Regions from separate parts of the Homo sapiens genome. Here region 2 is linked to region 1. Evidence: chromatin loops called from intact Hi-C (ENCODE). Cell type or tissue: mammary epithelial cell. All regions are shown on one strand. Each heading gives the region's core, and the rest is flanking DNA. Links, peaks and the distances in the headings are about the cores only. Region 1 has its middle 330 kb from the start of SLC16A7. Region 2 has its middle 470 kb from the start of SLC16A7.

Region 1 (15,442 bases), core at 3,877-11,876:
TAACATTTTTTTCAAATCCTTAAGCAGAAGCAGAATTGATCATCTTTTTAAAAAACTTTACCAGATTTTCCATGTCAGCTGTGGAAGAAATTACCCAATTTCTTCAAATCACTAATGACAAAATTCTTGTCTGCCAAACACAGGATTTTGACCATAATCCTTACAATTAAGAGAAAGAGAAAGAAAGAGAAATATCATAAACTCTATTCGGTAGTCTTACTATTGGTAACAATATTGGTAATGCTATATTGAACCTAATACAGGAATATTGTATAATAAAGCAAATATGTCAATGCTGATAGTGGTAGGAGGCAGGTGAATTCCTAGGCAGGCAGAAAAGGCTCCTCAGTGAAACTCCTCACCTTCAAGCCAAGGACAATCTAAGGCCTGCAAACCAAGCTGCCAGTTCTGGATAGAATCAACAGACTGAAGTGAGGACTCTCACTCCCATTTGGTGCACTTCCACCCAATTGGTCCTTAGCTTTCACCTATTTTAGATATACCTACCTTTCTTTGATTGGCCATGGGCGGAGTCTTCATTTGTATAGAGTGAAATGTCACTCCAGTCCCTGATTGGCTGAGGGTCAGGTCTTCACTTCTGTCTCCAGTTTATTCTTTGCTCTACTGTGTCTCTTTCTGAGTGGTGCTTTTTCCAAAATGGCCTGCATACAAATCAGTACACTACTTCTTCCTCCCAGTTCATAAAAACCCTGAACTTAGCCCCACAGCTGGCAACCCTTTTTAGGGTCCCCTCTATTCTCACAGCTTTTTCTGTTGCTTAATAACTCCTACTCTGCCTTACTCACTCTCTGGTGTTTGAGTGCCTTATTCTTCTTGGTGGTGGGAAAAGAACTCAGAACTTGCCAAATTGTGGGAGTACAGGAACTGTAGCGCTCCAGCTTGCCAAACTGCTGGTGGTGGGAGTAAAAGGGCTGTTTCACTTCCTTGCGCTTGCTGGAGTCATCACTGGGAACCACTCCCTCTGAACATCAGAAGTAGGGAAGTCGCAACAATGCTACTAAGAACCAATACTTCTAACCTAAAAAAATAGATAAGGAAAAAAGAAAGAAATTAACTCAAAACGCCATAATGTAAAATTTGAATTAGAAGTAATAGCATGAAACTTTGATTTGTTATGCATTTACTAGCTATATGCACTGAAGAGTCCTGGAAACAATGTTAATACTGCAGCAATAAACACACTAATGCCCAAATTCTGATCTCTAAAGACATTTCTCAGGGCTCCATTGAAAATTGCTTGTTTCAAATGTGTTGTAACAAAAATGCTAAATTAGCCTGGAAAATTGTTTTCTGCCAGAAAGCAAGGAGGGTTTCAGACTGTTTGATTATGACCTGATTTGATGGTTTAAAATAGGATGATCTGAACATAAAAAAGAATGATAATTGAAATGCATGTACACATATCGAACACCTAAAAATACATGTTTGTAATATATATTTATAATAAAAAGATTAAAACTTTTTCATTGGAAGTTTCTAGAGCACAATTTAAACCACTAATGTGATGTCTTTTACTTTTCTTCTGTAATTTCCTTGAAATTCTATCATTGGGTACATACTCTTGTATTATAATTATATGTCTGCAAATGTATTTTCTTATTAAATTGTGAGGCTCTGCAGAAAGGCAGCATGACTTAGTTATTATTATATACCATTGCCTGTAGTAGTCCCTGATAGAATAAGCTCCCAAAGATATGATGATTAAAGCCAGTAGACAATTGATTGATAATAAGGCCACAATTCAATCATCATGGAAAGCAGTCTGATGATTCCTCAGAGCTAAAAACAGAACTACTATTTGACCCAGCAATCCCATTACCGGGTATATACTCAGAGGAATATAAACCATTCTACCATAAAGACACAGGCCCACTAATGTTCATTGTAACACCATTCACCATAGCAAAGAAATGGAATCAGCCTAAACGCCTATCAGTGACAGAGTGGATAAACAAAATGTGGTACAGATATACCATGGAATACTGCACAGCCATAAAAATGAAGGTGATCATGTCTTTTGTGGGAAGATGGATGAACTAGAGGCCAGTATCCTTAGCAAAGTAGTACATGAACAGAAAGCTGAATAATGCATAAGTGGGAGCTAAATGATGAGAACACATGGACACAAAGAAGGGAACAGACACCGGGACCTTCTTGAGAGTGGAAGGTGGAGGAAGGAGAGGATCAGAAAAAACAACTATTGGGTATTAGGCTTAGTATCTGGGTAATGAAATAATCTATACAACAAACTCCTATGACATGAGTTTACCTATATACCAAACCTGCATATGTACCCCTCAACCTAAAATAAAATTTAAAAAGAGGCCATAAAAGGCCCCAAAGTGTACACATCATTGCCCTTTACTAATTTGTGATTAGTAAAAAAATTTTGTTATGGTAATTTTGTGCCTCTGCTGTTTCTTCTCATGTGTAGAAAACAAATCATACAAAATGAAAAACTTGTAGACTCTTTTCAAGATGCCAGTAAAACTGCTCACATGGAAACATAATGCTCTAAGGGCCCCTGTGGTGCTAAGAAAAGATTCTCTCAGACTTCCATCTCAGAGCCTTGCTCCACTTTAGGTGTGTTCTGGCTCTACCTGGGGCACTGCAGCCTTCTATTGCTTTCTTTAGCACTCCACTTTGTTAATTTTTTTTTATTTCAATAGTTTTTGGGCACACAGGTGGTTTTTGGTTATGTGGATAAGTTGCTTAGTGGTGATTTCTGATATTTTACTGCACCTATCACCCGAGCAGTATACACCGTGATCAATATATGGTCTTTTATCCCTCACATTCCTCCCAACCTTCCCCATACCCCAAATTCCCAGAGTCCATTATATCATTCTTGTGCCTTGCATCCTCATAGTTTAGCTAAGTGAGAACATACAATATTTGGTTTTTCATTTCTGAGTTACTCCACTTAGAATAATGGCCTCTAGTTCCATCCAAGTTGCTGCAAAAGACATTATTTCATTGCTTTTTATGGCTTAGAATTCCATGGTATACATGGTACATGGTATACATAGTACCACGTTTTATTTGTCTGCTCATTTGCTGATGGGCACTTGGTTCCACATCCTTGCAATTGCAAATTGTGCTGTTAAAAACATGCGTGTGCATGTCTCTTTTTCACTTAATGATTTCTTTTCCTTTGGGTAGATACACAGTAGTGCCACTCCACTTTCTTTATCTCCACATTGGTTCCCAAGAACTCTGCTGCATAAGCTCTGCCATTGCCCCTGGTCTCCCAAACTGAATTATCATATCCTCATGTCTTGCCAAGTTCATTTTATTCACTTCTCCTCCAGACCTTTGCTCTCTACCAGATCTTCCATTCTATTATATGTACAACACCTCTTTGCAAATATAAAATTATTTCAAGTAGCAATATTTTCTTGAAGTATTGGAATCCACGTTTTCAGGAACCACATGGGTCCCAACCACCAGGAGAGTAATGAAGACTGCATTTTTAACTCTCCTTTTCACAGCAAACTGTCTGCATTTTAAAGCAACAAACCACTTTCTCTAGCACTCCACTTGACCCTAGAGAGTGTCTTACTTTTCCTGGGTGCCTATTAAGAGACTGTGAGAAAGTTTCCATCACTCCCTCCTGAGAGCAGAGGGTGTTTTACTTCAAATGTGGGGAAAACTTGTCTAGGCCCCAGTGTCTGCCCTATAGCCCTATATGCCTTTCTCTTGAACATATTGATTTTGGCCCAACTTCTCATGACTTTTGGAACATGTATTAAAAGTTGAACCCAAAGAGTGGTCCTGAGATAAACCTAAGAAAGTTGAATAGTTCTGAATTCTATAGTGAGTGGACTTGTGTAACATAAATGGATAGAAATTGTTCCATTTACTGAGCCCTCACTCGAAGTGGAATACATTTCTCAAGGATCGTGCACTTAGAAGTTAAGAGCAAAGGCTCATGTTGATTTGTTTGAGTTCATTGTAGATACTGGATATTATTCCTTTATCAGATGTATAAATTGTGAAGATTTTTTTCCAACTCTGTGGGTTGTCTGTTTACGCTTCTGACTGTTCATTTTGCTGTGCAAAACTCTTCAGTTTAATTAAGTCCCAGCAATTTATCTTTGTTTTTATTGCATTTGCTTTCGGGTTCTTGGTCATGAAATCCTTGCCTAACCCAATGTCTTTTCCAACGTTATCTTCTAGAATTTTTATAGTTTCAGGTCTTAGATTTAAGTCCTTAATCCATCTTGAGTTGATTTTTGTAAGAGGTAAGGGATGAGGATCCAGTTTCATTCTCCTACAGGTGGCTAGCCAATTATCCCAGCACCATTTGTTGAAAAGGGTGTTCTTTCCCCACTTTATGTTTTTGTTTGCTTTGTCAAAGATCAGTTGGCTGTAAGTACTTGGGTTTACTTCTGGGTTCTCTATTCTGTTACATTGGTCTACATGCCTATTTTTGTACCAATACCATGCTGCTTTGGTGACTATAACCTTATAGTATAGTTTGCAACCAGGTAATGTGATGTCTCCAGATTTGTTTTTTGCTTAGTCTTGCTTTGGCTATGTGGGCTCTTTTTTGTTTCATATAAGTTTTATAATTGTTATTTCTAATTCTGTGAAGAATGATGGTAGTATTTTGATGGGAATTGCATTGAATTTGTAGATTGCTTTTGGGAATGTAGTCATTTTCACAATATTGATTCTACCCACCTATGAGAGTGGGATGTGTTTCCATTTGTTTGTATTGTCTATGATTTCTTTCAGCAGTATTTCATAGTTTTCCTTGTAGAAGTCTTTCACCTTCTTGGTTAGGTATATTCCTAAGTGTTTTTTTGTTTGTTTTGCAGCTATTGTAAAAGAGGTTCAGTTCCTGATTTGATTTTCAACTTGGTTGCTGTTGATATATAGAAGAGCTACTGATTTAAACTCAAATCAACAAGAAAAAAACATACAATCTCATCAAAAAGTGGTCTAAGGATGTGAATAGACAATTCTCAAAAGCAGATATATGAATGGCCAACAAACATATGAATAAATGCTCAACATCACTAATAATCAGGAAAATGCACATCGAAACCACAATGCTATATCACCTTATTCCTGCAAGAACGGTCATAATCCAAAAATAAAATAATAGATGTCAGCTTGGCTGTGGTGAACAGGGAACACTTCTACAATGCTGGTGGGAATGTAAACTAGTACAAACATTACGGAAAACAGTGTGGAGATTCCTTAAAGAACTAAAAGTAGGTGACCACTTAATCCAGCAATCCCACTACTGGGTATCTACCCAGAGGAAAAGAAGTCATACAAAAAAGATACTTGCACACACATGTTAATAGCAGCACAATTCACAATTGCAAATATGTGGAAGTAACCCAAATGCCAATTAATCAACAAATGGATAAAGAAGCTGTGGGGGGTGTGTGTGTGTGTGTGTGTGTGTGTGTGTGTGTATGTATATGTGTGTGTATATATATGATGGAATACTACTAAGCTATAAAAAGGAATAAGTTAATGGCATTCACAGCAACCCGGATGAGATTGGAATGGAAAACCAAACATCATATGTTTTCACTCATAAGTGGGAACTAAGCTATGAGGATAAAAAGGCATAAGAATGATACAATGGACTTTGGAGACTCAGGGGGAAAGGGTAGGGAGGGGTTGAGAGATAAAAGACTACAAAGAGCATGCAGTCCATACTGCCTGGGTTATGGCTGCACCAATATCTTAGAAATCACCACTAAAGAACTTACTCATGTAACCAAACACCACCTGTTTCCCAATAACCTATGGGGGGAAAAAAAACCTTAAAAAAAAAAAAAAAAGAACAAAGGCTCAGATTAGAAAAAATTCTTGCTTTTAATACAGCTCTGTCATTTGTTAACTTTGTGATTATTAGCAAGTTATTATAACCTTACTGAGTCTCAGTTTCCTCATCCATAAATGTGGAGAGTGGGACCAAATAAAATATGTAAAGTGCTTTACCCAAGGTCTGATCCGTGGTAAATATCCAATAAATATGTATGTATATTTTAGTTAAATTTTAAATGAGAGTAAAAAAACTGGATTTATTTATCTAAATAAACTTCTTAGACAGCAAGGATAAGACTCATAAGACTGGTTCTTATCTTGTGTTTCACAAGTATAATAGTGCAAAGAATAAGTAAAGTGAAACCTAAAAAAGATCCAATCCTAAACTAGTACTTTACAATTGGATAGTGTATGACTTATTAAACTTACTAATACTTAGATCTCCTCACATGGCACAAAGAATGTAGTATCTTTCATAATTCAGAACTCATTTATTTTCTTGTTATTTTTGCATATGATCCACTATGAGAATGAAGAACTTGTTAAGTGAAGGCTGTGGAGTCAGCTTCACAGCATTCTGTCTGTGTAGATGCCAATGACTTCACAACTACGATGTTATTTTGAGCAGTGAAACAATTTATTAAAAATGAAGAAAAACATAAATGACTCCTGTAAAGAAATTAAATTAATCTTAGGTACTAGAACACAGATGTTCTGTGTGCCATACCTATGCAACCATGTCATTAAATCCAAATCTCTAATTAACAGACTCCTGTTTCTTGTTCAAATTTGAAATGATTCATTAAAACCATTTAGAAGCAAGTATAACTCATGAAGAAAAAAATGTTCTTGACCTTTTCTCCACTTTAATTTTTTTCTACTTTGTTATTATTTTTAAAAATTGACTAGCTTACTGACTCAATGATTCAGAATTGAGACGTATCTGACACTTCAAAGCCTGTCTCTCTTACTCATTAGCTTCACATCCTGTACCAACAAAAAATTGTGCAATAAAATCAGAAAAACTAAATAATATTAAGTCATGAAAATGGTTGCCAAAACTTGGGAAAAGTAGTGTAATTAATTTTTGGAGAAAAGAAGATGAACTAAGTTTAGACTTACACTGTTGCTCAGCTTCTACTTATAAAGAAACATTAACATTTTAATTTAATTAAGCAAATATTGTTGAACATCTATCTAATAGAGAAGTAACTATTTCAGTAGACAGAAAAAAAGGCTTCAAATAAGATAGAATTTATTCAAATTCTAATTCTGAAACTAACTTTGTAACTTTGGTAGTTAGCTTCTCTGAATTCCCTTTTGCTTACCCATGATAATAATAGTATTAAGACCAACATCAAGGACCAAGATAGCTGAACAGAACCCTCTAGCAATCATCCCATCTGCAGGAATGCCAAATTGAACAACTATCCACACAAGAAAGCATCTTCATAAGAACCAAAAATCAGGTGAGTGATCACATTACCTGGTTTTAATATCATATCAAGGAGAGAGACATTGAAAAAAGTAAGAAAGACAGTCTTGTATCACCTATACTACTGCATCTCAAGGCAGCTTTGTGCCATGGAAGGGCAGGGCGGTGGGGAGAGAAACTCTGTGCTTGGGGAAGGGGAAGTAAAGCGATTGTGAGGTTTTGCATTGGAACTCAGGGGTGCCGCTTCACAGCAGAAAATAATACAAGGCAGAATTCAGCTAGTGACCAGAGGAAGCATGTAAGACCAGCCCTAGCCAGAGAAGAACTGCCCATCCCAGCATTCAGAACCTGAGTTCTGGCTAGCCCCGTCACCTAAGGCTAAAGTGCTCTGGGGTTCTAAATAATCTTGAAAGGCAGTCTAGGCCACAAGGAAAGCAATTCCTGGGCAACTCCTAGTGCTCAGCTAGGCTTGGACCCAGTGGGCTTGGGGTGTATGTGATCCAGTGAGACACCATCTGGAGTAGCCAAGGGAGTCAGTTTATGACCCCATCCCAACCCTAGGCAATGAAGCTTGCAGTTCTGAGGGAGACCCTAGGCAATGAAGCTTGCAGTTCCTCTGCTTGAGAGAAGCAGAGGGAACAGTAAAGGGGATTTTGCCTTGGAACTTGGATACCAGCTCAACCACACCAAAATAAAGTACCAGGCAGAGTCCTGAATCTCCCATTTCAGACCCTAGCTACTGGATGACATTTCTAGACCCACCCTGGGTCAGAAAGGAACATATTGCCTTGAAGGGAAGGACCCACATCTGGTAGGCTTCAACACCTGCTGACTAAAGAGCCATGGGCCTTGAATAAACATCCGTGGTAGCCAGGCAGGAGTCACCACAGGCCTTGGGTGAGATCCAGTACTGTGCTGGCTTCAGGTGTGACCAAGCACATTGCCAGCTGTGTTGGCCATGGGGAGAGAGTTCTTCTACTTGAGAAAAGGAGCAAGAAGAGTAAAAAGGACTTTGTCTTGCAACTTGGATACCATCTGAGCCACAGTAAAATAAAGCATCACACAGACTCCTAAAATCCCTGATTGCAGGCCTTAGCTCCTGGATGGCATTTCTAGACCTGCCCTGGGCCAGAAAGGAACCTGTTATTATGAAAGGAGAGATGCAGGATTCATCGCCTGCTGATCAAAGACTGTTTCAGCCTTGAATAAACATCAGTTGTAGCCACACAACAGTCACCACTGGCCTGGGTTGGTAGTGGCTGTGGGGAAAGACTTCTGCTTGAGGTAAGGAGAGAGAAGAGTAAAAAAGACTTTGTCTTGCAACTTGGGTACCAGCTCAACCACAGTAAATTAAATCACCAAGTAGTTTCCTAAAATTCCTGATTACAGCTACTAGTTCCTAGATGGCATTTCTAGATGTACTCCAGTCCAGAAAGGAAACCAATAACCTGAAAGGAAAGACATGGGCCTGGCTAGATTCACCATCTGCTGACTAAAGAACTCTTAAGCATTGAATAACCATCAGCAGTAGCTACGTAATAGTTGTTACAGGCCTTGGGCAAGAACCAGTACTGTGCTGGCATTGGGTGTGACCAGAACATTCCCAGTGGTGGTAGTCATAGGAGTGCTTGTGCCACTCTTTTCCCAACTCCAGGCAGCTCAGCATGGAGAAAGAGATGCTGTTTATTTGGGGGAAAGTAAGGGAAGGGAACAAGAGTCTCTGATAGACAATTGGGGAATTATCCTAGATTTCACCCGAGACTACAAAGGCAGCACACCTATGAGTCTGCAAGAGTCACTCAGTTATGGAGCTTGGGGTGTCACCTAATGCAGATACAGCTACAGTTCCCAAAGACTTAGATTACAACACTCAATTCCCTTTGAATACTTGGAAAGTCTTCTCAAGAAAGACGGGTACACAGAAGCCTTGACTGCAAAGATTAAAATAAATACCTAACTCTTTTATGACAAGACACTGATGCACATCCACAAGCTCGAGACCACTCAGGAAAATATGACCTCACCAAATGAGCTAAATAAGGTACCAGTGACCAATCCTGGAGTGACAGAGATATGTGACTTTTCACACAGAATATTTAAAATAGCTGCTTTGAGGAAGATCAGAAAAAATTAACAGAGAAGGAATTCAGAATCCTGTCAGATGGATTTAACAACGAGATTGAAATAATTTTAAAACTCAAGCAGAAATTTTGAAGCTAAAACATTTGATTGACAAAATGAAAAATGTATTAGAGTCTCTAGACAGCAGAAATGATCAAGCAGAAAGAATAGTGAGCTCGAAGATAGGATATTTGAAAATACACAGTCAGAGGAGATAAAATAAAAAAGAATTACAAAATGAAGCATGCCTACAAGATCTAGAAAACAGCCTCAAAAGGACAAATCTAAGAGTTATTGGCCTTAACTAGGAGATAGAGACAAAGATTTGGTTAGAAAGTTTATTCAAAGCAATAAATAACAAAACTGTAAAAACTTAGAGAACAATATCTATATTTAAGTACAAGAAAGTTATGACACAACCAGCATATTTGACCCAAATAAGACTACCTCAAGATGTTTAATAATCAAACTCCCAAAGTTCAAAATAAACAAAGTTTCATACAAGTAGAAAGAGGAAAGAAACAACACATAAAGAATCTCCAATGCATCCAGCAGCAGACTTCTCAGCGGAAACTTTATCAGAAGAGAGTGGCATGACATATTTAAAGTGTTGAAAAAAAAACCTTTTATCATAGGATATTATACCCATTAAAAATATCCTTCAAACATAAAGAAAGACTTTCCCAGGCATATAAAAGCTGATGAATTTTGTCAACATCAGATCTGTCCTAAAAGAAATTCTAAAGAAACTTCTTCAATCATAAAGAAAAGGACTTTAATGAGCAATAAGAAATTATCTCAAGGTAAAAAACCCACTGGTAATAGTAAGAACACAGAATATTATAACACTGTAATTGTGGTGTGTAAACTACTTGCATCTTGAGTAGAAAGACTAAAAAATAAACCTAACAAAAATAGTGACAAAAATTTTCAGGACATAGACATATAATCAGATAGAAATAGAAACAACAAAAAGTTAAAAAGCAGGAAAGATGAGCTTAAAGTGGAGTTTTTATTGGTTTTCTTTGCTTGTTTGTTAGTTTCTTTATTTGTTTTTGGAATCAGAGTTTAGCTATCAGTTTAAAATAATGAATTATATGATGTTATTTGCAGTCCTCATCGTAAGCTGAAATAAAAAACCTATAATGAATTCACACACACAAAAAAGCAAGAAACTAAAACATCCCACCAGAGAATATTTCTTTCACAAAAGGGAAGACAGGAAGAAAGAAAGAAAGAAATGAAGGAAGGAAAGAAAGAAGAAAAGGCCATGCAAAAAGCAGAAAACAGATAACAAAATTGCAATAGTGAGTTTTTACTTATCAATAATAACGTTGAATGTAAATGGACTAAACTCTCCAATCAAAATACATAGGGTGGCTGACTGGGTTAAACAATGAAACACAAGACCCAACTATCTGTTGCCTACAAGAACCATACTTCACCTATAAAGACAAAAATACACTGAAAATAAGAAATGGAAAAAGATTTTCTGTGGTAATAGAAACCAAAAAAGAACAAGAGAAGCTATAATTTCGTAAAATGAAATAGATTTGAAGACAAAAACCATAAGAAAAGACAAAAAGCATTATTGTGTAAGGATAAAGGGGTCAATTCATCAAGACTATATAAGAATTGTAAATATATATGCACTCAACACTGGAGCACTCAGATATATAAGGCAAGTATTATTAAAGCTAAAAGAGAGACCCCAAAGCTATAATAGCTGGAGACTTCAATACCCCATTTTCAGCATTGGACAGACCGTCTAGAGATAAAATCAACAAAGAAACATCAAACTTAAACTGCACTATAGACCAAATGGAAAAAACAGATATTTACAGGACATTTTATTCAATGACACAGCACAACACACACTTTTCTCCTCAGCACAAGGATGGTTCCTAATAATAGACTTAGGACACAAAACAAATCTTAAAAACTTAAAAAATAAAATCATTTCAAATATCTTCTGTGATCACAATGGAATAAAACTAGAAATCAAAAACAAGAGGAACTTGGAAACTATACAACACATGGAAATCAAATCATATGCTCCAAAATGACCAGTAGGTCAGTAAAGAAATTTTTAAAAATTAAAAATTTATTTAATCAAACAAAAATGGAAACAACATTTCAAAACTCATGGGATAGAGCAATATTAAGAGGAAAGTTCATAGCAATAATTGCCTACATTGAAAAAGTAGGAAACTTTAAGTAAACAACTTAATATCACATCTTAAAGAAGTAGAAAAGCAAGAGCAAACCAAACCCAAAGTTAGTAGAATGAAAAAAATAAAGATCAGAGCAGAAATAAATTAAATTGAAACAAGAAATACAAAAGGTCAATAAAATCAAAAGTTTTCTTAAAAGATAAGCAAAGTTGACAAGCCTTTAGTCAGACCAAAAAAAGAGAGAGAAGATTCAAATAAATAAAATCAGAGAGGAAAAAGGATACATTAAAATTGATACAGCAGAAATTTGAAGGATCATTAGAGATTGTTATGAGCAACTATATGGCCATAAACTGGAAAAGCTAATCAGAAATGGATGAATTTCTAGACACATGCAACCTACCAGATTGAACTATAAAGAAACTGAAAGCCTAAATAGACCAATACAAGTAACAAGATTGAATGAGATTGAAGCCATAATAAAAATTCTCTCAGCAAAGACAAGCCTGATACCTGATGGCTTTACTTCTGAATTTTGCAAAAAAATTAAAGAAGAATCAATACCAATTCTATTCAAACTATTCTGAAAAATAGAGGGAGTACTTCTAAACTCATTCTATCAGGCCAGTATTACCCTGATGCCAAAACCAGACAAAGACACATTCAAAAAGAAAACTACAGGCCAATATCTCTGATAAACATTAATGAAAAAATTCTTCAACAAAATATTAGCAAACTGAATTCAACTGTACATTAAAGTCATTCGTCATGATCAAGTGGGACTCAGTGCAGGGATGCAAGGATGGTTTAACATACGCAAATCAGTGAATGTGATACAATGTATCAACAGAATGAAGTACATAAACCATATAATCACTTCAATTGATGCTGAAAAAGCATTTGATAAAATTCAACATCCCTTCATGATAAAAATCCTCAAAAACTTGGGTATAGAAGGCACACACCCCAACATATTATGCCATACCATATATGGCAGACACACATTTAGTATCAAACTGAATGAGGAAAAACTGAAAACTGAAAAACTGAAAGACTTTCCTCTAAAATCTAGAACACGATAAGAATGTCCACTTATACCACTGTTATCCAACATAGTATGAGAAGTCCTAGCTAGAGCAATTAGGCAAGAGAAATAAATAAAAGGCCCATAAATTGGAAAGGAAGAAGTTAAATTTTCCTTGAATATATATATATATATATATATACACACACACACACACATACACACACACATATATATACATATATACACACATATATACATATATACACACATATATACACACATATATATACACACATATATACACACATATATATACACACATATATATACACACACACATACACACATATATATACACACATATATACATATAAAAAACCTTATATTTGAAAAAAACTAAACTCCACCAAAAAACTATTAGAACCAATAAATTTAGTCAAGTTGCAGAATACAAAATCAACATATAAGAATCAGCAGCATTTCTATATGCCAACAATGAACAATGTGAAATAGAAATCAATAAAGTAATCTTTTGTTGTTGTTGTTGTTGTTGTTGCTGTGGAGATGGAGTTTTGCTCTTGCTGCCCAGACTGGAGTGCAATGGTGGGATCTCAGCTCACCACAACCTCTGCCTCCCAGGTTCAAGCAATTCTCCTGCCTCAGCCTCCCAAGTAGCTGAAATTACAGGCATGTGCCATCATGGTCGGCTAATTTTGTATTTTTAGTAGAGACGGGGTTTCTCCATGTTGGTCAGGCTGGTCTCAAACTCCTGACATCAGGTGATTTGCCCACCTTGGCCTCCCAAAGTGCTGGGATTACAAGCATGAGCCACTGTGCCTGGTCTAAAGTAATCTTATTTACAATACAATAGCTACAAATAAAATAAAACACCTAGGAATGAACTTAAGCAAAGAAGTGAATTATCTCTACAATGAAAACTATAAAATATTGATGTAAAGAATTGAAAAAGACATTAAAGGAAAGACAGTCCATGTTCATGGATTGGAAGAATCAATATTGTTAAACTGTTCATACTACCCAAAGCAATCTACAGTCAACACAATCCTTATCAAGATACTAATGTCATTCTTCAGGAAAAAATAATTCTTCTTATAGAAAAAATAATTCTAAAATTTATATGGAACCTCAAAAGATCCAGCATACCCAAAAACACCCTGGGCAAAATGACCAAAACTCGAGGAATCACATTATCTGACTGCAAATTATACAACACAAAATGGCATGGTACTGGCATAACATCAGACACGTAGACCAATGGAACAGAAGAGCCAGCCCAGAAAGAAATCCACACAGCTACAGTGAACTTATTTTGACCAAAGCTGCCAAGAACATGCATTGGGGAAAGGACAGTCTTGTCAATAAGTAGTAATGGGAGAACTGTATATTCATATGCAGAAGAATGAAACTACATCCCTATCTCTTGTAATACACAAAAATCAAATCAAAATGAATTAAAGGCTGAAATCTAAGACCTCAACTCATGAGACTACTACAAAAAAAAAACTGGGAAAAGTCTCCAGGACATTGGTCTGGTTAAGCATTTCTTGAGTAATATCCCACAAGCACAGGAAACCAAATCAAAAATGAACAAGTGAGATAACATCAAGTTAAAAACCTTCTGCACAGCAAAGAAAAACAATCAACAAGTGAAATGACAACCCATAGAATGGGAGAAAATTTTTACAAAGTACCCATGTGACAAGGGATTAATTACCAGAGTATGTAAGGAGGTCAAACAGCTCAGTAGGATAAAATTTAATAACCGGATTAAAAATGAGTAAAAGATTTGAGTAAACATTTCTCAAAAGAAGACAGACAAATGTAAAACATGCATATAAAAAATACTCAACATCATTGATCATTAGAGAACCGAAAATCAAAACTACAATAAGGTATCATTTCACTCCAGTTGAAATGGCTTTTACCTAAAAGACAAGCAATCACAAATGTTGGCAAGGATGTGTAGAAAGAAAACCTTCATACATTTTTGGTAGGAAGGTAAATTAGTACAGCCACCATGCAGAACAGTATGGAGGTTTCTCAGAAAACTAAAAATAGGATTACCATATCATCCAGCAATTTCACTGCTAGGTAGGTACCCAAAAGAAAGGAAATAAGTATATCAAACAGATATCTGCACTCCCATGTTTATTGTAGCATTATTATCAATAGCCAATATTTGAAACAGATGAATGAGTAAAGAAAATATGGTACATATACACAATGGAGTACTGTTTAGCCAGTAAAAAGAATGAGATCTTGTCATTTGCAACAACATGGATGGAACTGGAGGACGTTATGTTAAGTGAAACAAGCCAGGAATAGAAAGACAAACTTCACATGTTCTTACTCATCCATGGGAGCTAAACATTAAAATAATTGAACTTATGGAAGAAGAGAATACAATGATGCTTATCAGAGGTTGGAAGGGCAGTGGTGGGTGTGATGGTTAATGGGTACAAAAATATGGTTAGATAGAATGAATAAGAGCCAATATTTGACAGCACAACAGAGTGATGACAGTCTTTAAAATTTATTGTACATTTAAAAATAACCAGAAAAGTATAACTAAAATGTTTGTAACAAAAAGAAAGAATAAATGCTAGAGATGATAAATATCCCATTTACTCTTATGTGATTATTACACATTGGTGCCTTATCAAAATATTGTGTACCCCATAAATATACATAAACACTATGTCCCCATAAATTTTTTTAAAAATAGGGCAAACTATTTAGAACAGAACAAATGCCATCTTTAAAGCACTGAAAGAAAAAAATGATTATCAACCTAGAATTCTCTATATTATATAGACATACTTAATATGTGAAGGAAAAATGGAAAATTTT
Region 2 (15,442 bases), core at 5,002-13,001, 140 kb after region 1:
AAAATATTAATATTTAATAATATTAATATCGTCTATGCACTAGTAAATGAAAGACACTCTGATTTTTAAATGGTCAGATAGTATTGAGTAATTTCACAGAGAAAGAAATAACAACTGGTCAATAAAATATGTAAAGAAATTTAACCTAACAGTTAAATAGTGTATTTCAAGTTAATATATTTAGTTGTATTTTTTCCTCAACAAAATGGGACCAGATTGATAATATACACATTGATGAATTTTAGAATGAATAGGTATTCACACTCGGTATGGGTTCTCAGTATACCTGGTATATTTTGAAGCATAATGTGTTTGTTGCATAAGAAAAATTCTAGTTTCAGGAATCTAATCTAGAGAACAACAATCACAAAGACGTTCCCTGGAGCATTTTGTAGTAGTGAAAACCTCTAATGCTAAACTAGGATGCAGCAGTTAAAACAGTAAGAGGGAACTATATGATTAGCATGGTAAAATCTTCATGCTAAGTGAAAGGCTGGTGGCAGAATATATACAATGTGATTCTATTTCTACTCTCAAAAACCCAAAGGAAAAAAAATGTGTGTATGTGTGTACACATGTATAACTGTGTGTGCATATATATATACACATGTATACATACATCACAATATCACATATATATGAACATATAATGAGCATGAAGAGTTTTGGAAGAAATGCGCTAAAATAAAAACAGTCCATAACAGTTATTGCCATCAAGAAGGAATGTGGTATGGAGGTAACAGCAAGCAGTCCTTTCACTAGTCACGTACTGTTTGAAGTTTTCAGATAAATGGTTCAAGTGTCATTTGTAAAATAAAAAAATAAATGCTTGTGAGGCTATATGATCTTGAAAATAACTGACACAGATTGAATCTAGAACAGATTGAATACTCTGTAAATTCAAGTATATTTTATGTAATTTTAAAAATGATTTACAACTTTTTAAAATTATAAATATTGGCTGGGCACGGTGGCTCATGCCTGTAATCCCAGCACGTTGGGAGGCTGAGACAGGTGGATGGCCTGAGCTTAGGAGTTCGCAACCAGACTGGGCAACACGGTAAAACCCCGTCTCTACTAAAATACAAAAAATTAGCCGGGTGTGGCAGCAGGCACCTGCAGTCCCAGCTACTAGAGAGGCTGAGTCAGGAGGATTGCTTGAACCCAGGAAGCGGAGGTTGCAGTGAGCCGAGGTCGTGCCACTGCATTCCAGCCTGGGCGACAGAGCGAGACTCCATCCACCCACCCCCTCCCCCACAAAAAAAAGAGAAAGAAAATTATGAATATTTGGCTAGATGTAAGAGTAAATTGTATTTCTGCAGTTCTTGAAACAAGAAGAGTTACTGAGGAAGAATAGTATTTTCTGTAGTCACAAATTAATATGTCAAGTGTTATATTTTAAGTACTGCATGATTCCACTTGTATGAGGTATCTAAAATAGTCAAACTCGTAGAAGCAGATAATACAATAGTGCTTTCTAGAGACTGAAGGGTGGGGGAAATGGGGAGTGATTATTCAAAGATATGAAGTTTCAGTTACACTAGATTAAAAAAATTCTCCTGTAGTTAACCATATGATATTGTAAATTTCAAATATGTTAAGAGGGTATGTCTCATATTAGATGTTCTTACTCCAAGGAGAAAACAAAAACAAAATGGAAAAACCAAAGGAAATTCTGGGAGGGATTGAACATGTCTATTACCTGGATTCTGGTGATACTGTCATGGATGTTTACATATGCCCAAATTCATCAAATTATACACATTCAATATATGTGGCTCTTTGTACATCAATTGCACTTCAATAAAGCTGTTAAAAACAAATTTAAATCATTTTTAAGTATAAAATTTGTTTTCATCAATCTTCTTTGCCATTCTTAACTTTTCAAAGTTGTAAATGTAGCCATAAATAGAGATGCTGCCGTGCATGTAAATGAGTGAGCATGATGAATGACCTTCCCCATAGAACTGTACTGCATCACAGCATGCATCTCATGTGGCATGCAGGTGTTTCTAGAGGAGCTTCAAGTTCAGGCGACTATTTTCCTCTGATATTTCTTGGTTTAGGGCACATATCTATAGTACTTCTAGTCTTAGAATCCGATACCATTTTTCTTCTCCATAAATTCAGTATCTATAGATTTTGTTATTGGTTTTAAAGTCTTAGTCCAATTTATGATGAGGATTTTAGTCTAGCTCTGCCCTTTGCCAAACCTAGGACATTGGAAAACTTTACCCCTTTCAACATTAATGTTCTCAATTGTAAAAATAGGGTTATTTACCCTTTTTGTAGGAACTTGTGTGGATTGTATAAGATAAAATAATTAAAGCACCTAACATTGTACCTTATTGATTTTAATAATTCAATTAATAAGTAATCCACTTTCTCAACCTACTTCTTTGTTGCTACTTATATTTTCTGTCAAATCCTCCATGTGTATTCACTTTCAATTGAAAGGACTCTCACTTTTATAAAAATTTTAAACCAGTCAGTCCACTTCTTGCCATTCATGTCATAGATGAACAATATATTGCACGTCATATGTCTAATGCGCTCTTTCGTTTTTCAAACCTGTGTTGTCATGGCTATTCCTTCACTATTGGACAACAAGGTCTTGGCTGTTTTCATAAATGTAGCCCTCTGAAAATTCAGCATGGTCTAATTAGACATTTAAGTTTCTACTTATAAATAATAAAGTATGCTTATATAATATAATTACAGGTTTGTGGACTATCTCTGAAATACACATATATACATAGCCCCAGTTTTATGTCATATAATTTTTGTCTTCTTTCCCTTAAAATCTAAGAAGCTCATTCATAAAAAACAAATTCATAATAACTAAAATTTCCAAATAAGAAGTCAGAAAAATGCAAATATTCTTTCTCATAATATTACCTTAAATTACACATACTGCATAATCAACAGCCCATTTAGCAGCCTAATAATTTATAATAATATTTATGTGCTGTTTGAATATATTTATTATACTTATAGTTCTCATATTTCTATAACTCCAATTTTAAGCCATCTAATTAATTCTGTCATAGTTTTCCCCCTTTTACTGGTTATTACAACTTCATTTTATTCCCAGTGAAAGTGATGTAAATAAATAAATATATACTTCTCTGTTTTATGTAGTTATTTTATTTTATTTTAAAATTCAGTAAGCAGATGTTTTCCTGTTTAGGAATGTTACATGCTGACTAGCATCTAACTTTCTCCTTTTTCTTCTGACTCTCCTCATTCCAAATTCCATTGTCAAACTGTAAAAAAAACTATCAAATGTGTCTCTAATGACACCACGTTTCCTTCCTTTCTATTTTCTCTCTGTGACTGGAGTATTCATGTTGGGTAAAATTTAATATGCTAGCCCCAACTGACAACATTAAGTTTCTCTGCAAGTGTTATTACTTGATCCATAGGTGCAGACAGTACAACGGACTCTGGAGAGGTTCAGAATATAATTTGTTCTTCACTGGTATTGTCATTAAGCCCATATATATACAGCAGCAAGGCAATATTTCAGTCAAGATTGGAGGCACTGTATTATCAGCCATTCCTTTAAAATTGAGTAGCACCAAGTTCTGTCCAGCAAAATAATTCCTTCAACAAATCTACTCCAGCCACAAGATATTTCTAGGCATAATATTTATGTGAAAACTTATCATGAAGACCCTGCTGTGTTTTTGGATGGTTGGTTTTCCAAACCACTGGAGAGGCTGATAAGCAAATACGACTATAGTATAAACTCTGGCTTAACTTCTATGAGATGTGATTTGAAGTAATTAGTCAAGCTCACATTGACTTTATCCTACTCTGAATTTCTAATTTATTCTGGGGAAGAGAGCTATTTTTTGTGTTTTCCTGGACTTCCACCACACCTTATAAAATAGGCGCTAATAATCTTCAGCCCTGTTCTAGGAGTAATAATAATAATAATGGCGATAACATTTACACCATTTATTATGAATCACATGCTGTTCTACATCTATATATTAATTAATTTAATCCCTTCAACAGCCCTGGAAGTAAGTTCCTTATTATTCTCTTTCTGCAGATGAGAAAACTGAAGCAACAGAGAGTTTAATAGTTTGCTCAAAGTCATAGAGATAAAAGGGTCAGAACTGAGATCCTAAACAAGGCATTATGGCTGCAGAGTCCAGTTCTTTACCACTACTATATTATACAGAAGAACTGAAAAACACTTTTCTGCCAGTGATTCTATCAGCTTTTTCTTTGTTCCTTAGAGCATGCTATTTCTCTGCTCCTGTTTGGGTGTGCTCAGAGCACCTGAGCCAGGGCTTAGTGGCCACCTAGGGGTATGTATCCGTCAAGTTGTAAACAACAGAAGCTAACTCTTGCTCATATAAACAGAAAAGCATTTTACTGAAAATGTATTGTATAGTTCACAGAATTGCTTAAGATGTTTTGATAGCAAAGTTAAAAAAACCAACCAAACAAACAAAAACAACAACAAAACAGATAAGAACAAGGACATGGTTCCCGACTCTACTAGTATCAAGCTTTGCAGTGAGACTTGCTTTGAACAATGAAATGTAAGCAGAAATTTTAAACACTACTTCCAAGGAGAAGCTGTAGGAGACATTGCATGATTCTAACATCTCCCTTTTTTTCTATCACACAAGTCACTACATCCCATATAGGAACTGTTCCTAAGGTGTGAGTCCCAAGCGGAAATAAATGATTGTCGATGATCTCTGAGTTTTTACTTTATCTGGTAAACACCATAATCTAGTTTAAACTGATTCATAAAAGGGACAACCAGTAGTAAACATTACCATATCCACAGTGACGTAACAGTGTCAGTTCAATTAGGAAACTGTTTCTTTCTCCAAGGAAATCTGTGTTTGTTAGTTGGCATTGCTGCCATTGTTGGTACTAACACTGAATCCCAATCTTGCCACCATAGGCATCATTGCTCCAGAAAGAGGATTTGCTGTTGCCATAGTCACTGCCATCATGGATTTTGCATTGCTCATGTTTCTTTAGTTCCTGATTCAGTGATTCAGATGTGACTTGAAGTAATTACTCAAACTTACTTTGACTTCATCCTACTCTGAATTCCTAATTTATTCTGGGGAAGAGAGCTATTTTCAGTGTCTGGGAGAGAGGGATCTGATTATTGGAGTCTAGGACTAGTACTTGTGTATGCCTCAGTTGGAAGGGTGTCTAGAAAAGCAAATATCTGAGTTATTCAGGTTTTATAGTAGTAAAAGGGCACTTCTCATCCACACTCATGATGAAGAATTGTTTAAATAACAAAGTGGAATCTTATCAAAGTCATTAGAACTTTCAAGACCTCAAATCTCCCAAGTAAGGCAAGTTGGGTTCTCTCTCCACCCCCTCTCTCAACCCATCACCCCATCTCTCAATTTCTCTCCCTCTGTCTTTTTCTGTCTCTATCTCTGCCTCTTTCTACCCTTAACTTTATCTCTTTCATTCAACTGAGTTCTAAAACAGCTATGATCCTCCATAAATGAGTGAATTATACATGAAGAAAAGAAGTAGGATGAAGACTAAAATTTAGTCTCTGATGAAAGTTACATTGTTTAGTCCAGATTTACCATTAACACAGCTGACACAAATATCTTAATTTGAAAGCTATATCTATTTCTCCCTTTGTTCAGAACCTATAAGAAGGAAAGAGTAATGATTACTAGTCTGCCTCAAAGCCCAATACACTTACTCCGTGAACAATGAAGTAGAGGAGTCTAGCTTCATTCTTCAGAACAAGATACACAGAGATAGCCCCTAATTAGAACTGCTATTCCTTACAATGGTGCTTGGTCCTGCAGTCCAGAAACTGGATTTTCTTTGTTTATATTTGATCATTTTTATCAGGGACATAAATTTACATAAATAGAATTTAGACAAGAAATATATATAAAATATATTGTCAATGTATTAATTGAAAGATATTCCTTTCTAGGAATCAGTATATTCTCTCTTATAACCATTTCTTAAGGAAAAATTAGTGATCAGAAATTTCTTGATGTGATTTATCCCATTGGCTGAGAAACACAACTTCCATTTGCAATGTAGTATCTCTTACTAATTCCAACTATAATGGCCTTCTTTCCTTCTCTTGAGTTAAAAATGGCATGTGTCTCAGCTATAGCCAATAAATTATAATCAAAAGTCTGGGGTCAATGAAATTCTGAGGAAGCTTTTGCTTTACTGATAAAAGAGACAATCTAGCATCGCTTCTTCCATTTTATTATTACCCTCAAGGCCCCTGTGGAGCAGTGGTCACCATTTGGCAAACTTGATAATACAGCACAAGGAAGAAAAATTAATATGGTGAGGATGGTAGTGCAGTAATATAGAAAGTCCCAGTTACTTGGATACATCTTTTAACAACTGTATACATACCATCTATTTACACCACAGTTGTTAACAATAAATATCTTTGTATTTTAAGCCACTATTAGTCAATTATTTGTTAATTGAAACCAAAAGTATTTTCCACGAATATACCTGATGAACATGAAACCATATGAAAGACAGTAAACTGTTCTAGGAGAAAGGGTATTTAACACAAACATTGGAAAACCCAGTGAAATATTTTCCCCACACAAAATAGAGAAATTTCTTTAGAGAAAAAAAATTACTTCTGTGACTTTATTTCCAGTGTATTTCTTGAATAGACAGTATTTAATGTACTGTAGCTTTTGTCTATGTAAGCTTATTTTCCATAATTTTAGGCTAGTCACCAATTGCACGGAAAAATTCACATTTCTAGTTCAGATTGCCTATTTTTTTTCTAGTAGTAATTTTGTCTTTTATCTTCAAGGGTTGACATGCATCAGTCCCTTGATTATAATGGCATCTTAGAGTTACTGCTTTTAGAGTTGCAGTCTGAATTTTGCAACTAATTAGCTGTTGATCTTAGACAAGTTATTTAACTGGAGCTTTATCAATCTATGTCTTAAATTATATCTTGGATATTTAATTTCTATACATATGTGCTAAATCTATTGCTAGCATTGAAACATCCTAGGCTCTCCTCGAAATAAAAGCATACTATTTTGATGCATTTTACAGTTTTTAAAGTTGCTTATACATTTTTAAACACTTGCCTCTGTGATTTTCTCAATAGAAATAAGCGAAACAGCAAAACATTTACAACAGTGACATTGTTTGGCTCTGTGTCCCCACCCAAATCTCACCTTGAATTGTAATAATCTTTACTTGTCAAGGGCAAAATCAGGTGGAAATAACTGAATCATGGGGCGGTTTCCCCCATGCCTTTCTCATGATAGTGACTGAGTTCTCAGGAGATCTGATTTGTTTGTTTGTTTGTTTTTTTGAGATAGAGTCTTGTTCTGTCGTCAGGCTGGAGTGCAGTGGCGTGATCTCGGCTCATTGCAACCTCCGCCTCCTGGGTTCAAGCGATTCTCCTGCCTCAGCCTCCCTGGGAGCTGGGATTACAGGTGTGCGCCACCATGCCTAGCTAATTTTTGTATTTTTAGCAGAGACGGGGTTTCACCATGTTGGCCAGGATGATCTCGATCTCTTGACCTCATGATACGCCTGCCTCAGCCTCCCAAAGTGCTGGGATTACAGGTGTGAGCCACTGTGCCCGGCCGATCTGATGGTTTTATCAGGTGCTTAGGGCTTCCCCCTTCGCTTGGCACTCATTCTCTCTCCTGCCACCCTGTGAAGAGGTGCCTTCCGCCAAGACTGTAAGTTTTCTGAGGCCCCCTCAGCCATGCAGTACTGTGAGTCAATAAAAATTCTTTTCTTTTTACACTACCCAGTCTCAGGTATTTCTTCATGGCAGCATGATAATTGACTAATACAAACAGTATCTGCTAAAGAGGAAAATTGCAACAACAACAACAACAACAAAAACAAAACAAAAATAGCTAATGAATATTGCCAAAATTCATTTATTTTAAAATTATATGTAAAAGTTAGTGTGAATGACAGTTAAAAAGACATTATGGAATTTATGCTAAATATCAGTTTTTCCTTTCACTGCCTTCAATCTAACCTGTAACAGACTTTGGTATAAAGATATTTAGTCAACTTTGATACTTACTTTCCTCTGAAAGAGGAGGGAAATCCGTAATGAATTCTTCAAGAGAATATCATCTTCAGTAAATGCCATTACAATCATAAGGTTGTTGGTAATAAAGTTATGAATGATCACATTGTTTAAACTTTCAGTGAAAAGAATGACTCATGCACACCTGACATATTTAGGAGGACTATTGGGCTGCTTATGAAACTGATCTCTAAATCTTAGGAATGTTAAAAATACATTTTTGTTTCTATCTTTAATATTATCATTTTTGTCACTGTAGAATTTTCAGGGTATTTAGAAATTCAGCCAACTTTAATTTCTTGGTGGTGAAATAAATAGCTACTCTTTTCTGCCTTAATGTTTATACATATTCAATACTAAATTATTTAAATTCAATGTTAATGCTTGATAATTTAAGCAGACAAATTAGACTATGCAAAATTAAATCTGATTACATGATTGTTGAAAGGTAATATCACATACAGCTTGGTACACCCCAGAAAATAATTCTTTATAAAGGAGCTGAAACTTTAATTACCTGTGTATATCACTTTATATTATTATCCAAATTATTATGCTCTCCCTCACATAAAATTCTAATTTAGTTACAGTGCCATGTAATGTTCCATACATTCATTTTTTAATGTTCCTCAATTTTAAATTTGGTCTTCTTGTCATATAATAGTATTAATATTATATAGACATATTTATTTTTATCCATTTTATTCTCAAAAGGTATTTAATATCATTATACTTTTCTTTCACAAAGTAATTGAATAATAATCAGAGACTAGAGGAAGCATTTAGAATCTAATAAAGGATGATTCCTTTCTGATATTTGATTCCTGGTAACATTCAAGCTTCATTTCTCCTCCTATACCTTCTGCTCCATATCTGGGCAAAGTTGATAAGAAATCTTTGTGCTCTCTCCTTTCAGCCTGGTTGGAAGTTCAAAGCATGAAAACCCTGGTTCATACATAAGAACCTTCATCTCAGTCGCATCCCCTAACTACCATAGAAGCAGAGCCAGTCTCCTTTTAGATTGTCATGGGAAGTTACTGTGCTTGTGCCAGAAAGCCTCAATATGTGAGGAATAAACTTTTGTATACTTTCTTTGTGTCTGTGTGTGCAGCATCATTAGTCTCAACCCGAACCAATGCTCAGGGGAGTTTCCACCTTCTTTCTGAATTGGTTACAATTGGCACTCTGGGCAATTTGTCTAGGCAGTGATCACCACCACTAGGCACCATTATTCTCTCCTGCTTTGGCCTGCTAAGTGGTTTTGGTGCCTGCTGGTAAGCATGCCCTAAAGCTGTGCTTCTCTGTATTGTGGTTGTTAAATCCTACTGAGCCTTTTATAGATGTATAAATATAAGTCAAAAGTTTTAATAGTTGCCATTTAAGTACAGAAGTATGGGACTGGGACTTTCTTAAAGTGACCTTGGGTCACCTGTGTTTGCCCAGACCTATCTTTATATCTTAGCTTGAGTCATGTGTCTCGATTCTAGTGTAAGCCACAACTGATGTTAGGCTCAAGGCAATGGCTTACCTTGTGACTGCTGGCTGTGTCTAAACAGAGGCCTAGCCACCCATTCTATAGAGTACTCAGAGAAAAAAGAATGATATTCTTTGCAATATATGCCCCATTGGCTGGCTGTATGGAACAAGAATAGTTACCATGTGGCATCAAGAGGTCACACTGCTAAAAGCAAATGACTTACTAGAACCCTACAAAATGCTTCTGCTCTTGCTACTGGCTGTACTTTTGTGGCCACAAGAAAAAGATCCTGATCCACTGGGTTCCAGGGAAAAATGCCCATGTGCCGCTGTGGTACAAGCACAGGGCTAATTCAAACCTGATTCAAACCTAGTTACTTAACACATATAAAGCATCCACCAGCTTGGGAGAAATCCCTAACGATGACAATAGTGATTTAAGGATCTCTAAAGGAAGGAACTTACAAAAATAGGCAAGACAAACAGGATATGCTTCTGGAGTAGAGACCATAGCCAAAGAAGAAGAGGAGAAAGAGCTTCCTTTTGGATATAGAGGAAAAATACAAATACCTAAAATATAGTGCACAATTTTACTCATTTGGAAATCCAAAATTTACTAAAACATTTTTTTTTACAAAAAAAGGATAAAAGTGTGCTGATTAGCCATTGTGCTTCCACAATGTAAATTCTGAATTAACTTTAACATCTTCTGAAATGCATCAATTGGCAAACTTTAATGGCTTTAATAGAAGGGCTCACTTAAGTTACAGTTATATCTGGGATTCTACCAAGTTTAAATAATGTATCCCCTGTACTCTTTTGGGAATTACCAAATATAGAAGAATCTCACTTTAGCCATTGGAGCTACTGCCTTACTTAAAAATCCACACAGCACTTACTGCCCTAAAATATCCCATAGCAGGCATGGACATTCCAATTCAATGAGTAATACATTAAAATTACACTAAGTCTTTGGGAATTACAATTGGCTTAACAAATAAGATTTGCAATGGACCTCCTCCTCTCCCCTCACTCAAGTTAAAAGAGTTAAATATAGTTCAGTATAAAGGAAAACAGATCTTAAGAATTGAAACTCATTATACAAAACCTGTTTTGAAAGGGGTGATTTTCCCTGTAATTTCCCCATAAAAGCATAATTTGGCCAGATTTTAAACTTGGAAATAATGAATGGAGACTTATTGTAGATTACATCACCCTTAGTGATGTGGATTTACTCATTAAGGCACTCATATCCAATGTTATTGAAATTACTGACTTCATTCAATCAGACTTTAGTAAGCTCTTTGTAGTTACATATTTGCTTCCTATGTATGATCAGAGCCTATTTCAATAGCCTCACAGCTGAAGTTTGCCTCCAAGGTGAAATGAACACAATGCACTTTTACCTGGCTACCCATAGAGTACTTCAACAGCCCAGCTATCCCACATAATCATTGTAGGAAGGATCTTAATTCTATCCAACTTTCTCTAGGATCATAAGTATGACATTGCATTGATGAATCCTTCTTCAATGAGATTCAGTTGATTTACTCACTCAGGGTATATAAAAACTCACAGAGGAGCTTTATAAAAAAGGGGTGGGCCATTGACCCATATGTAGTACAAGGCCCTGCCACCTTGGTTAAATTTCTGAAAATTATTTGGTTAGTCAAGAGCTTCTCCATCACTGACACTGTCAAGAAACATGCTCAATACTGAGCATGTCAATGCTGTTTCTTGACACAAGCCAGACAACTTTTAGGCTTTTTTTGTGTTCTGAAGGCAACAACTTTCTCATTTATAAAGTTTACTTAAACATAGTTATACTGTTGCTTACAAATCAGCCCACATTGAATACGTTCCCTTATGACAATAGCTCTAGAATCCATTTGAGTTGCAATGCAACAGGCACTCCCCTTAATGTCTCTGAGATATTTGGCCAGTGCAGAAGCTGCAGCAACCTCCTCCCATACATTCTGTAGTCTCTAAATCAAATCAACCAGGGTGTCCATAAATTTCCCATGGGCTTCCAGAGCATGAAACTGCCCTTCCTGAACATTTGCACTCCTTGTAGTGCATACCATTACAACAGCAGTTGCTGGTAGCATGCTGGACCCACACAGGCTCTGAGCCTATCACCCTTCATACCCAGCTGCTTATTATGCCCTGGGTCATGAAAGCAGCATTCTGAAAGCTTGGTATAGTCAAGGTCTCCTTACTAAAATGAAAAGTATACCTACAGGATCAAACTAAATCTGGGTCTTCTGGCATATCCCAGCTGCAGGGGGCATAGCCTTCCCTATCTCCAGTGTGTTGTCAGATTCCATGGTGTTGTGGAAGTTTACTTCCTCTCCTACTCCTATACCTCACCTAGAGAGCCTCTTGAAATCAACTGAATGAAGAGAAAAATGAAGATAGTTTATATACTTTACAGATGGCAGCAACACTATTGTATGTGATGGAGCTTACTGGAGATCTGCTGCTTTTCATTCCTTAACGAGAACATCGCTGATCAAGGATGGAACCCAAGGTCTAGCACAATAGTTGAAATTTGGGCAGTGATCTTAGCATCAGATTCACTGCTTAATGATCAGTTTTATCTGTATGTTTTTATAGACTCTTTGGCTATTGTCTGGTCCAGCCAGTGTCAGCAACAACTATGTCCTATGCAATATTGCCCACTTTGGAATGAAGAATTCTGAGAAGCTCTTGGCTCAAGGTCACATATGTCTAACTCATAATAAAGCCAGTATAAAAGGCCTCATCAATATACTCCTCATCCCCTTCTGAGTTCTAGATACTATCGGTAGTGACCAGGCAACTCATTTCAGTTTTCAAAATACATAATGTTGGGCTTTTAACCAAGGCATTCAACGAAACTTTTATCCTCATTTTTAACACTGAGTTATAGATCTCATAAAGCACAATAATGACTTACTTAAGCAAGTTCAAATTCAATTGAATAAAGCCTGGAATATTTCAGCCATCTGACATTGGAATTAATTGCAATAATGAGTCTAATTCCATTTGTGATATTTGATGACTGAGAGCTTTTTAGCCCCACCACTCTCCTTTAACCTTCTGATTCACATGTGGGGAACACTGTAAGAAAGCCTGGGTGTTCTCTTCTTTGGCACCAGTGGAAGTTAAATCATGCAAGCCCCAGCTGGCATATGGAAAATCTGGCTCCAGTCTTACTACGTAATCACCATGGAAGATGAGCTCATACTGGCTTGGGAAGCCACCCTGCTTTTCTTAGAAAGGTTTATTATGTCAGTTAACAATACTTTTTATACCCCCTTGGTGCGTATGTGGCATCATCACTCTTGACACCTGTCCTGAATTTGATTGGGGTAATCTATCCTGCCTCTTTAGAGTTTCTAAACCAGAAACATTGTACATCAAATTTCATTCTTTCCACTATGATAGAATACAGAGAAAATAAAAAATTCAGTGTCCTCAAAATATCTAAGGCAAAAACCACAACAGTTTTTTTGAGCATTTTAACAATCACAGATTCCTGCATTATTGAAACACTGATTGATCTTATTAGATGAGTGTTAAGATATTTAACAACAACAAATAGTGCTATTGCTCTTTTACAGAACCACAAAAAAAATATGTTTGGAAGGGGGAAACAGTTTGTAGGTCTCTGTTTCCACATTATTAAAATGGTTGATTGTTTTTGCTTTGTGTTTAAGCAAAGAAGCTTGGAAGCATTTTTATCTTTCCAATTATGGTAGTGAATACAAATATGGTGCTTGCACAATAATCACATATATTAGTAAATTTCTGACCCTTGGAAATAAGCATGACTTGCATGTCTGTCTTTAGAATAATTTGCATCCAGCAGTTAATTGCTAATCAACTAGTACCCATGGGAAATCAAAAGCAAAAAAGAAAAAGCACAGAAAAAAATAAGTAAAAGAAAATTTAACACTGGGAAAAGTACGATGTCATTATAAAGTCAAAATCATGCTTTAATAGTAACTTAAGATGTATTGATTCACAGATCAAAATGAAAATAATGCACATTATCCAACCCAAGGAATTTCAAAGTGCAGCAATCAACACGATTTTCCAGTTTTATATCCCTTTCCCTAAAATATCCAGGAATGTATGGGTGCTTAATAGTGTCCCAAAATACAGCTCTGTTGTTTTTTGCCTCACCACGACAAAAAAGAAATTCAGATGAACTAAGAGGAATCTTCCATTTTTTCTAGAAGCAGCTTGCTCTGGTATAAGCCCCCTCTTCAAAGAGTCATTGAACTTCTTTTGCTGTAGCCAAGTTCTAGACAACTGCACACAAATTTAAGAAATTTGCTTGCTGCATCACTGTTGCCCATGTTCTTATATTGCAGCATCAGTTGGAACTATAACTATTCACACAGGATGAAGTCCTGGGTCAGGCTTTCAGCTGAGGCCATTTCCTCCTACTCTAGTGTGAAATGATGCTCAGACTACAAGAGTTCTTCAAAATGAAGAGCAATATGGCATCTCTCACTTCAGTATGATGTGCAGCCAGGTGGCACCCATGTCCAAACTGACTTAATTTCCTAATATTAAAGAGAATGGCTGAATGTATTCATTGCCACATCGTCAGGGTAGTCTGTCTATCAGGTGGATTAGGTAAGGTCTCCAGCACAAAGTAATCATTCTTTTTCTACTTAGTGCACTAGTAGTCCTGCTTGTCCTGTCCTTTTCTTTTCTCAGATTGATTGTTTTTTTAATTACACGGGTCTATTTTTCTTCCCACTACAATCCACTGCAAGAGATTTTAATAACTTCAATCTCAGGAAGAAGTGGTTAGAATAAATAGTCTTTGTCTCTGATGAAAATTTCTTTACTGTTCAAAATTTCTCACATTTTATAATATTTCAATCTCATTTAATCAAAAATTTATAGAAAAAATACAGTACTTATCTCTGTTTGAACAGCATTAACTCAAATGCATTCTACTTTCCAGCAACATTTAGGATGCCTCAAAAATAAAAAAATATATACACATTAGAATTAATAGCATGGATTTTTTATTATTTTTATTATTTTTTTTTATTTTTGACACAGAGTTTCGCTATTGTCGCCCAGGCTGGAGTGTAATGACACAATGTTAGGTCACTGCAACCTCCAACTCCTGGGTTCAAGTGATTCTCCTGCCTCAGCCTCCTGAGTAGCTGGGATTACAAGCATGTGCCACAACACCCGGCTAATTTTTTGTATTTTCAGTAGAGACGGGATTTCACCATGTTAGCCCAGGCTGGTCTCAAACTTCTGACCTCAAGTGATCTGCCCGCCTCAGCCTCCCAAAGTGCTGGGATTACAGGAGTGAGCCACTGCGCCCGGCCATGGATTTTTGACTTTTGAAAACTTTGTTGTTGTTCAGGCAATGATTTTTGAGTTAAATCATGTGGATGCAATTTTTTTAATTTTAATTTTTAATTTTTATGGGTTCATAATAGTTACACATATTTACAAGGTACATATGATATTTTGGTACAAGCATACAATGTGTAATGATTAAATCAGGGTAATGGGAATACCTATGGCCTCAAACAATTATATATTTGTTTGTGTTGGAAACATTCCAAATCCATTCCTCTCGTTATTTTGAAATACACAACAAATTGTTTTTACATGTAGTGACTCTATTGTGCCACTGAACACTAGATCTTATTCCTACTACGTAATTGAATTTTGTACCAATTAACCAATCCCTCTTTATTCCCCTACTCCTCACTACTTTTCAAACCTCTAGTAACGATCATTTTACTCTCTACCTCCATGAGATCAATTTTTTAGCTCCCACATATCAGTGAGACCATTCAGTACTTATTTGTCTTTCTGTGCCTGGCTTATATCTATGTTATTGGAAATGACAGAATTTCATTTTTC

Evidence for each region. Peaks named below come from ENCODE experiments on the same cell type or tissue, not always from the same donor. Only the 100,000 strongest peaks of a DNase experiment are listed, where the experiment ranks them.
Region 2: it touches region 1 in a loop (1.8-fold over the local background); 3 of 110 quality-filtered maps call a loop at or near these places.

What each region holds. Positions count from the first base shown.
Region 1 is chr12:59,920,469-59,935,910 of GRCh38, forward strand. No RefSeq gene overlaps it. Among named protein-coding and RNA genes, the nearest start is that of SLC16A7, 330 kb to the left of the region's middle. In mammary epithelial cell, for the core only: no CTCF peak of the experiment used is centred there; DNase peaks (open chromatin) are centred at 6,763, 8,143 and 8,803; H3K27ac peaks cover 3,782 bases.
Region 2 is chr12:60,062,563-60,078,004 of GRCh38, forward strand. No RefSeq gene overlaps it. Among named protein-coding and RNA genes, the nearest start is that of SLC16A7, 470 kb to the left of the region's middle. In mammary epithelial cell, for the core only: no CTCF peak of the experiment used is centred there; a DNase peak (open chromatin) is centred at 8,179; H3K27ac peaks cover 1,521 bases.